2 separate regions of the Homo sapiens genome follow, and region 2 is linked to region 1. A link is an interaction called in ENCODE POLR2A ChIA-PET data of the cell type or tissue named here. Cell type or tissue: Caco-2. All regions are shown on one strand. Links, peaks and the distances in the headings refer to the core of each region. The heading gives the core; the rest is flanking DNA.

The links. ChIA-PET counts read pairs that join two places held together with the same protein. Peaks named below come from ENCODE experiments on the same cell type or tissue, not always from the same donor. Only the 100,000 strongest peaks of a DNase experiment are listed, where the experiment ranks them.
Region 2: POLR2A ChIA-PET joins it to region 1 with 7 read pairs; 1 of 35 experiments calls an interaction of 5 or more read pairs at or near these places.

The regions. Positions count from the first base shown.
Region 1 is chr17:16,743,990-16,748,372 of GRCh38, reverse strand. All of the region lies in intron 12 of CCDC144A (coiled-coil domain containing 144A), which reads right to left. It also overlaps the pseudogene UPF3AP1. Among named protein-coding and RNA genes, the nearest start is that of FAM106C, 43 kb to the left of the region's middle. In Caco-2, for the core only: no CTCF peak of the experiment used is centred there; a DNase peak (open chromatin) is centred at 2,313.
Region 2 is chr17:16,914,091-16,918,444 of GRCh38, reverse strand. No RefSeq gene overlaps it. Among named protein-coding and RNA genes, the nearest start is that of TNFRSF13B, 56 kb to the left of the region's middle. In Caco-2, for the core only: CTCF peaks have their summits at 2,103 and 2,303 (motif pointing left); a DNase peak (open chromatin) is centred at 2,294.

The sequences.
Region 1 (4,383 bases), core at 90-4,089:
GAATGAAAACTAAAAACCATATGATCAACTCAAAAGATGCAAAAAAGCTTTCAATAACGTCCATCATCCCTTCATGAAAAAAACACCCAACAAATTAGGCATCAAAGAAACAGACCTCAAAATAATAAAGGCCACTCTATAACAAACCCACAGCTAAAACCATACAGAATGGGCAAAAGCTGGAAGTGGGGGCTAAGTGCACTGGCTCATGCTTGTAACCCCAGCATGTTGGGAGGCGAAGACAGGAGAATCACTTGAGGCCAGGAGTCTGAGACCAGGCTGGGCAACACAGTGAGACCTTGTCTCTATAAAATAGTAAAGAAAAAAATTAAAGAAAAAAGAACAAAAACAGTTGGAAGCATTCCCCTTGCCCACTGGAACAAGACAAAGATGCCCACTCTCACCGTATGTATTCAACATAGTACTGGAACTCCTAGCCAGAGCAATCAGGAAAAAGAAAGAAAGAAAAGGCATCCAAAAAGGAAAAGAAGCCAAACTATCTCTCTTTGCTGATGATATGATTCTGTACCTAAAAAACTCTAGAGTTTGCCAATTTATCCTGGAACTGATAAATGACTTCAGTCAGGACACAAAAATCAATGTAAAAATATCCATAGCATTTCTACATACCAATAAAGTTCAAGCTGAGAGACAAATCAAGAATGTAATCCAATTTGTAATAGCCACACACAAAAAAGCAAAATACTTAGGAATGCATCTAACTACAGAGATGAAAGGTGGTTACAAGGAGAACTACAAAACACTGCTGAAAAAAATCATGACACCAAATAGATGACACCAAAAAAATGGCAAAACATTCCATGCTCATGAATTGGAAAAATCAATAGCATTAAAATGGCCATACTGCCCAAAGCAATCTACAGATTCAATACCATTCCTATCAAACTACTAATGTCATTTTTCACAGCATTAGAAAAAACTATTCTAAAATTTCATATGGAACCAGAAAAGAGCCCAAACACCCAGAGCCATCCTAAGCAAAGAGAACCAAGCCTGATGCATCACATTACCCAACTTCAAACTATACTACAGTAAACAAACGCTACACTAAACAAATCAGCACGGTACTGGCACAAAAACAGACACATAGACCAATGGAACAGAACAGAGAGCCCAGAAATAAAGCCACATGCCTACAACCATTGGGTCTTTGACAAAGCCGACACAAATATGCAATGGGGAAAGGACTCCCTATTCAATAAATGGTGCTGGGATGACTGATTATCCATACACAGAAGAATGAAACTTGACCCCTAGCTATCACCACATACAAAAATTAATGAAAGCTGAATTACATTCTTAAAATAAGACCTCTAACTATAAAAATCCTACAAGAAAACCTAAGAAATACACTATTAGAAATCAGCCTCTGAAAATAATTTATGAATAAGCCCTCAAAAGCAATTGCAACAAAAGTCAAAATGAAAAATTGGGACCTAGAGGGGAGGGAGGGGAGGGAGGGGAGGGAGAGAAGGGAGAGAAGGGAGAGGAGGGAGGGGCGGGGGCCGGGCCTCCCAGCGCGGTACGCGGTGCCTTTTGAGCTCCTTGTCCACGCTCCGCCCCGGTGGGAACGGCCGCGCGCTCCCCGCAGGTGGTCATCTGCCGCCTGCCTCCGGGCCTCACCAAGGAGCAGCTGGAGGAGCAGCTGCGCCCGCTGCCAGCACACGACTACTTCGAGTTCTTCGCCGCCGACCTGAGTCTTTATCCTCATCTCTACTCAAGAGCATACATTAATTTTAGGAATCCTGATGACATCCTTCTTTTTAGAGATCGTTTTGATGGATATATCTTCCTTGACAGCAAAGATCCAGAATATAAGAAGTTTTTAGAAACCTACTGTGTGGAGGAAGAGAAGACCAGTGCCAACCCTGAGACTCTGCTGGGGGAGATGGAGGCGAAGACAAGAGAGCTCATTGCTAGAAGAACCACACCTCTTTTGGAATATATTAAAAATAGAAAATTAGAAAAGCAGAGAATTCGAGAAGAGAAGCGAGAAGAACGGAGGAGAGAGTTAGAAAATAAACGTTTGCGGGAAGAGGAAAAAAGAAGAAAAGAAGAAAGATGCAAAAAAAAAAAAAAAGAGAGAGAGAGACAGATAAACAGAAGAAAATTGCAGAGAAAGAAGTAAGGATTAAGCTTCTTAAGAAACCAGAAAAGGGAGAGGAACCAACCACAGAGAAACCAAAAGAAAGAGGAGAGGAGATTGATACTGGAGGTGGCAAGCAGGAATCCTGTGCTCCCGGTGCAGTCGTAAAAGCCAGGCCCGTGGAAGGCTCGCTGAAGGAGCCCCAGGAGACGTCACACAGCGGCAGTGATAAAGAGCACAGGGATGTGGAGAGATCTCAAGAACAAGAATCTGAATCACAAAGACACCATGTGGATGACGGCAGGAGGCACAGAGCTCACCACGAGCCTGACCGGCTTTCCAGAAGGAGTGAGGATGAGCAGAGATGGGGGAAAGGACCTGGCCAAGACAGAGGGAAGAAGGGGAGCCAGGACAGCGGGGCTCCGGGGGAGGCCATGGAGAGACTGGGAAGAGCGCAGAGGTGTGACGACAGTCCAGCACCCAGAAAAGAGCGACTGGCAAACAAGGACCGGCCAGCCTTGCAGCTGTATGATCCAGGAGCTCACTTCCGAGCGCGAGAGTGTGGCGGAAACAGGAGGATCTGCAAGGCAGAAGGTTCGGGGACTGGTCCTGAGAAGAGGGAAGAGGCAGAGTGAGTCACTGCACGCACCTGGCCTCCATGGACGAGCGAGGGCATCCCAGAAACGTGTAAATGACCCCGAGTGTGACTGGGAAGGAGAACTTATTCCTTACCAGGAAACTGGAAGCTAAAAATACAGAGGGTGACATAGAAACACGCAGAAACCATTCTAAAGAAAGTAGTGATCTTGTATTAAATTGAGCAGAATTCTCACAGATTTTACCATTCCTGTTATAAACTAGTATTTGTTGTTTAGCCAAAACAGAAAATGATTTCCACTGGACAGTAGAAAAATATGTGTAAAATAGGGAAGAAAGTTAGTATTGGATCAGTGTGAGTCCTGAAGCACTTTCAGTGCTGTGAGAACGACATCCACTTTGGGTTTCATTCGTTTGTAAGCAGAGGAGCTGTCAGTCACTCGTGCTTCTCGGTGGCCTCTGAGCCATGGTGTCGAGTGAAGAGTAGTTCTTGTTTGTTACAACCTTTGTGAGTCAGCCATGCCTGCAAAGTGTGCTGTGTTTTAGTCCTGGTAGGAATATTTATCAGAGTTCACACTATATAAAACCCAACAGCTTCAACTATTGCCCTTTCAACAGTTTTGCCACTGACCAGATAAAAATGGTTTCAGTCTTTGGATGGATGTGTTTGTGGTTTGTAACCATTACGGTTTAAATCATGATTTAAGAATTTGCCCAAATAACAGAAATTTTGTTCGGGAAGGGATAAACGAGATATAGCACACACAGCCTGTTTTTGAGTTTTAGATACTTTATTTGTAAATAACTTAAAATAGCTTTCTGAAACCGTGCATTCTGTAGTTTCTTCCTTTCAGTGAAATTGCTAAATGTGAATGTATTTTTGGCACTGCGATTTTAACCATTTATTAAGTAAAAATTTTGTTAAAGAAAAAAAAAAAGAAAGAAAAATTGGGACCTAGTTAAACAAAGGAGCTTCTGCATAGGAAAAGGAACCATTCAAGAGACTAAATAGGCAACCTAAACAATGAAAGAATGTATTTACAAGCTATGCATTGAACAAAGTTCTAATATCCAGAACCTATAAGGAACTTAAATCAACAAACAAGAATTTAAAAAAATATATAAAAGCGGGCAAAATACATTAACAGACACTTCTCCAAAAAAGACATAAAAGTGGAGAGCAAACATATGAAAAAATGCTCATCATCACTGATCATCAGAGAAAAGCAAATCAAAGCCACAATGACATACCATCTCACACCAGACATAATGGCTATTACTAGAAAGTCAAAAAATAAGCAACAACAACCCAGATTTTGGCAGAGCTGCTACAGTGAAAAGGGAATTCTAATACACTATTGGAGAAAATGGTAAATTCGTTCAGCCACTGTGGAAAGCAGTTTGGAGGTTTCTCTCACGGAACTAAAAGTAGAACTGCCATTCAACCCAGCAATCCCATTAGTTGGTTAAATATCCACTTCTCACCACCAAAAAATCATTCTACCAAAAAGACACATGCACCCAATGTTCACTGCAGCACTATTCACAACAGCAAAGATATGGAATAAAACCAGAAGCTCATCAATGATGCACTGGATTAAGAAAATGTAGCACATATACAATATGGAATACTATGCAACTATAAAAAGAACAAAATACTGCCCTTTGCAGCAACATGG
Region 2 (4,354 bases), core at 1-4,000, 170 kb before region 1:
CCTGAGTCAGATCATGCCCCTTCCCCTCAAAACCCTTCCCTACAGCACCCACCCTACTGTGGCAAAGCCAAGGACCTCGAAAAGCACCCAACCCCCCATAATCTTGACCTCCTCCCACCCATCTCCCTTACCCCATTTTTTCCCGCTCTCATTGACTTCTTTGCTGTCCCCACAACTGGCCAGGCTCCCACCTCAGGGCCTGGCTCTGTGCCATCCACTTGCAATGTTCTCAGGGCCCTCCACGCCTTCTGCAGCTCCTTGCTCAATTGGCCCCTTCTCATTGACTCTTCTTGACCTCCCCACTTGAAACTTCAAATCTCCCCAATCCTGCTCCTTGTTCCCCAGGTGCCCTGGGTCTGGAAAATGCTATGTGGGAGTGGATGCTTCTAGAAGCGTACGGGCCAAGGCTCATGGCTGGATAAGCATCTGAGGTGCCACAGCCCAAATGGACATTTCCTGACCTTGTTATATGAATTAAACTTTCAAAAAGTTATTATGATATAACTTACATCTTACAGATGTAAGATGAAGACTTACATCTGCTGTGAGTGCACAGCTCCAAAGACTTACAGATGGAACTCGCCAGCCCCCAGATCATGAAGCAGAACATGCCCAGGCCCTCCCAGCACTGCCCCTGCAACCACGGCCTGACTCTGTAGGCCAGCCTCCTGTGCTTTTTACACAGAGGGAATGATAACCTCCTCAGTTTTTTAAAATGAACTTTTACTTTTACTCTTTGAATGACTTTAAATTTACAGAAAAATTAAACAGATACGATAGAGTTCGCCTGTGCTTTCCATCCAACTCTCCTTAAGAATGACATTTTGCAAACCCCGTCTCTACTAAAAATACAAAAAATTAGCCGGGCGGGGTGGCGGGCGCCTGTAGTCCCAGCTACTCAGGAGGTTGAGGCAGCAGAATGGCAGGAACCTGGCAGGCGGAGCTTGCAGTGAGCTGAGATCACGCCACTGCACTCCAGCTTGGACAACAGAGCGAGACTCCGTCTCAAAAAAAAAAAAAAAGAATGACATTCTGCATAACCCTGGCACATCTGTCAAAACTAGAAATTTAGGCCAGGCATGGTGGCTCATGCCTGTATCCCAGCATTTTGGGAGGCCAAGGTGGGAGGATTATTTGAGGCCAGGAGTTCAAGACCAACCTGGGCAACACAGCGAGACCCCATCTCTACAAAACATACTAAAAAAAAAACCCCAAAACAATACAATCAGCTGGGCATGGTGGTGCGTGCCTGTGGTCCCAACTACTCAGGAGGCTGGGGTGGGAGGATTCCTCGAGCCCAGGAAGTCAAGGCTGCAGTGAGCTACAACTGCACCACTGCACTGAGCTACAACTGCACCACTGCACTGCAGTCCGGGTGACAGAGCAAGACCCGGTCTCAAAAAAACAAAGAGGAAAGGAAAAGGAAAAAGGAAAGGAAAGAAAAGGAAAAAAGAAGCAAACGGAGAATGAGGCATGAGCCTCTCGTGGGATTTATTCCTGCTGTTTACGGCTGGAAACCCAAGGGCAACACTGTCCAGGGAAACACTGAGGCCCAGCTGACGACACGTGCTGGGCTCCAGAGTCTGCACCTTCACCTCAAAGAGGCTTTAGCCTCTCATCTCTCTCCTCTTCTCATCCAGGCTGTCTCTACACCAGCAGCGCTCAACCAAGATGCTTCTGCCCTCACCATCAAGAGACAGGTAGCCGTGCCTGGGGACACTGGGGTTGTCTCAATGACAATGGGGGGGATAGGGAGGTGATCTACTGGCATCTAATGAGTAGAGTCCAGGGATGCTGCCAACCATCCTAGGACGCACAGGACAGCCCCAACACAAAGCTGATGTGCTACTCCATCCCCTTTCACAACTGGACCACTCCTCCCTGGGGTAATTATGAGACTTCGCACAACCACAAGCAAAATCCATTTGTTTCACAAGGAACACACTGGAGACAGCACCCAGTCTGAGAACTCCATGCTACAGAAGGGTTTTGTTTTTGAAAACCGAAACTACAGAATAAATATCCAGAGAGAGAGAGGGAAACTTCACCATATGGGTTCAAATGAGCAACCTGAGTATTCTCGGCTCCTGGTGGAAAGGGAGGTGCTAATCTCAGGGAAGCCCATCTCCTGTGGCACCTGCCACAGCCTGGTTTTGAGCTGCTCCTTCCACTCCTGGCAAAAGAGGAGCAGATACTTGGGGAGGAGCAGATACTTGGGCAGCCCCATGACTAACTGGGCAGCCAAGACCAAGACTCTTATGCACGCAGATGCCCCCTGGTGGCTCCCCCTCCACCAATGCTGGAGGAAGCCGGCCACCGGCAACTGCTCCCAGACTCAGGGGCCTGAACTCCTCCTCTTCTCTCACCTGGCTGGGAACTGTGCCAGCTGAGGGCCTCAGAGCGGGCTGTGATGAGTTTCTGAGCGTCAGAGCCCTCGAATGGGGCTCCCAGCCCTATGCTTTGGCTTCCCCGGCTGTAGGAAACCTGTGGGACACAAGGACAGGTCACTGGATTCAGGATGAGATGAACTGGGTTCCAGTCCTGACGCTGTCCTGACTGGCTGTGTGACCTGGAGCAAGTCACTTAACATCTCTGAACCTCACTCTCCTACCCACTGAAATGAGGAAGTCAATGTGTTGAGCAGGGTTTGGTGAAAATGTTTCTCTCCTGGATCCTGAGTGGTGGTGTCACTGACTACACGTTCTCCGGAAGGGGATTTGGTAACATGAATCTAGAGCAGGGGTCTCAAACTCAGGTGGCCCTGGGAGCCAGGTAGGTGATGTAATAGAGGGAGCGCCCATTAGCACAAGGGCAAGGGCAGCTCTGATTTTTTTTTTTGGAGACAGGATCTTGTTCTGTCACCAAGGTTGGAGTGCAGTGGCATGATCTTTGCTCACTGCAGCCTCTACCTCCTCAGCTGAAGTAATCCTCTCACCTCAGCCTCCCGAGTAGCTGGGACCACAGGCGCAGGCCACCATGTCTGGCTAAGTTTTTGATTTTTTTCTACAGACAAAGTCTCCCTATGCAGCTCTTAAAAAATATTTTTGAGGTAAAATTCACATCAAAATTACCATTTTATTTTTATTTATTTATTTTGAGATGGAGTTTCACTCTTGTTGCCCAGGCTGGAGTGCAATGGCACAATCTTGGCTCACTGCAACCTCCACCTCCTGGGTTCCAGTGATTCTCCTGCCTCAGCCTCCAGAGTAGCTGGGATTACAGGGGCCCGCCACCATGCCCAGCTGCTTTTTTGTATTTTTAATAAAGACAGGGTTTCACCATGTTGGCTAGGCTGGTCTTGAGCTTCTGACCTCAGGCGATCCACCCGCCTTGGCCTCCCAAAGTGCTGGGACTACAGGTCTGCCTGGCCTCGGTACCATTTTTCAAGAGCCTGGCTCTTCCCCATTGAATGATCTTGGCACTTTTGTCAAAAATCAACGAACCTTATATGTGAGGGTTTATTTCTGGACTCTCAATCTGTTCCATTGATTTCCATCTCTCTCCTTATGCCATGACCACACTCTTTTCATTACTGTAGCTTGTAATAAGTTTTGAAACCAGGAAGTGTGAGTCTTTCAACTTTGTCCTCCTTTTTCTTCTTTTTTCTTACTTTACTCATTTTTTAATTTTTGAGACAGGGTCTCAGTCTCACCAAGACTGGAGTGCAGTGGTGCAATCATAGCTCACTACAGCCTCAAAGTCCTGGGGTCAAACCATCCTCCCATCTCCGCCTCCCAATTAGTTGGGACTACAGGCACATGACACACACCTGGCTATTTTTTTTTTTTAATTTAGTTTTTTGTAGAAACCAGTCTCGTTATGTTGCTCTTCTGGTCTCAGACTCCTGGCCTCAAGTAATCCTCCAATCTCAGCCTCCCAAAGTCCTGGTATTACAGGCATGAACCATTATGCCCAGCTTTTTTGTCCCTCTTTTTCAAGATTGTTTTGTTTCTTTGGGATCCCTTGGAATTCCACACCAATTTGGGGATCAGCTTTTCTATTTCTACAAAAAAGGCCATTGAGATTTTGATAGAGATTGCATTGAGTCTGTATTTTGCTTTGGGTGGTATATAGCATTTTAACAATATTAGGTCTTCCAATCCATAAACCTGAGCTGTATTTACAGGCATATAGGCCTTTAATTCTGTTCAGCAATGTTTCATAGTTTTTGTGCACAAGTCTCTCACCTTAAATTTATTCTGAAGAATTTTATCCTTTCGGTTTCTATTGTAGGTGGGTTTGTTTTAATTTTCATTGCTAGTGTATAGAAATAAAACTGATTTCTGCGTGTTGACCTTGTACTCTGCAACTTTGCTGAATTCCTTTATTAGTGCTAGTAGCTTTCTACTGGATT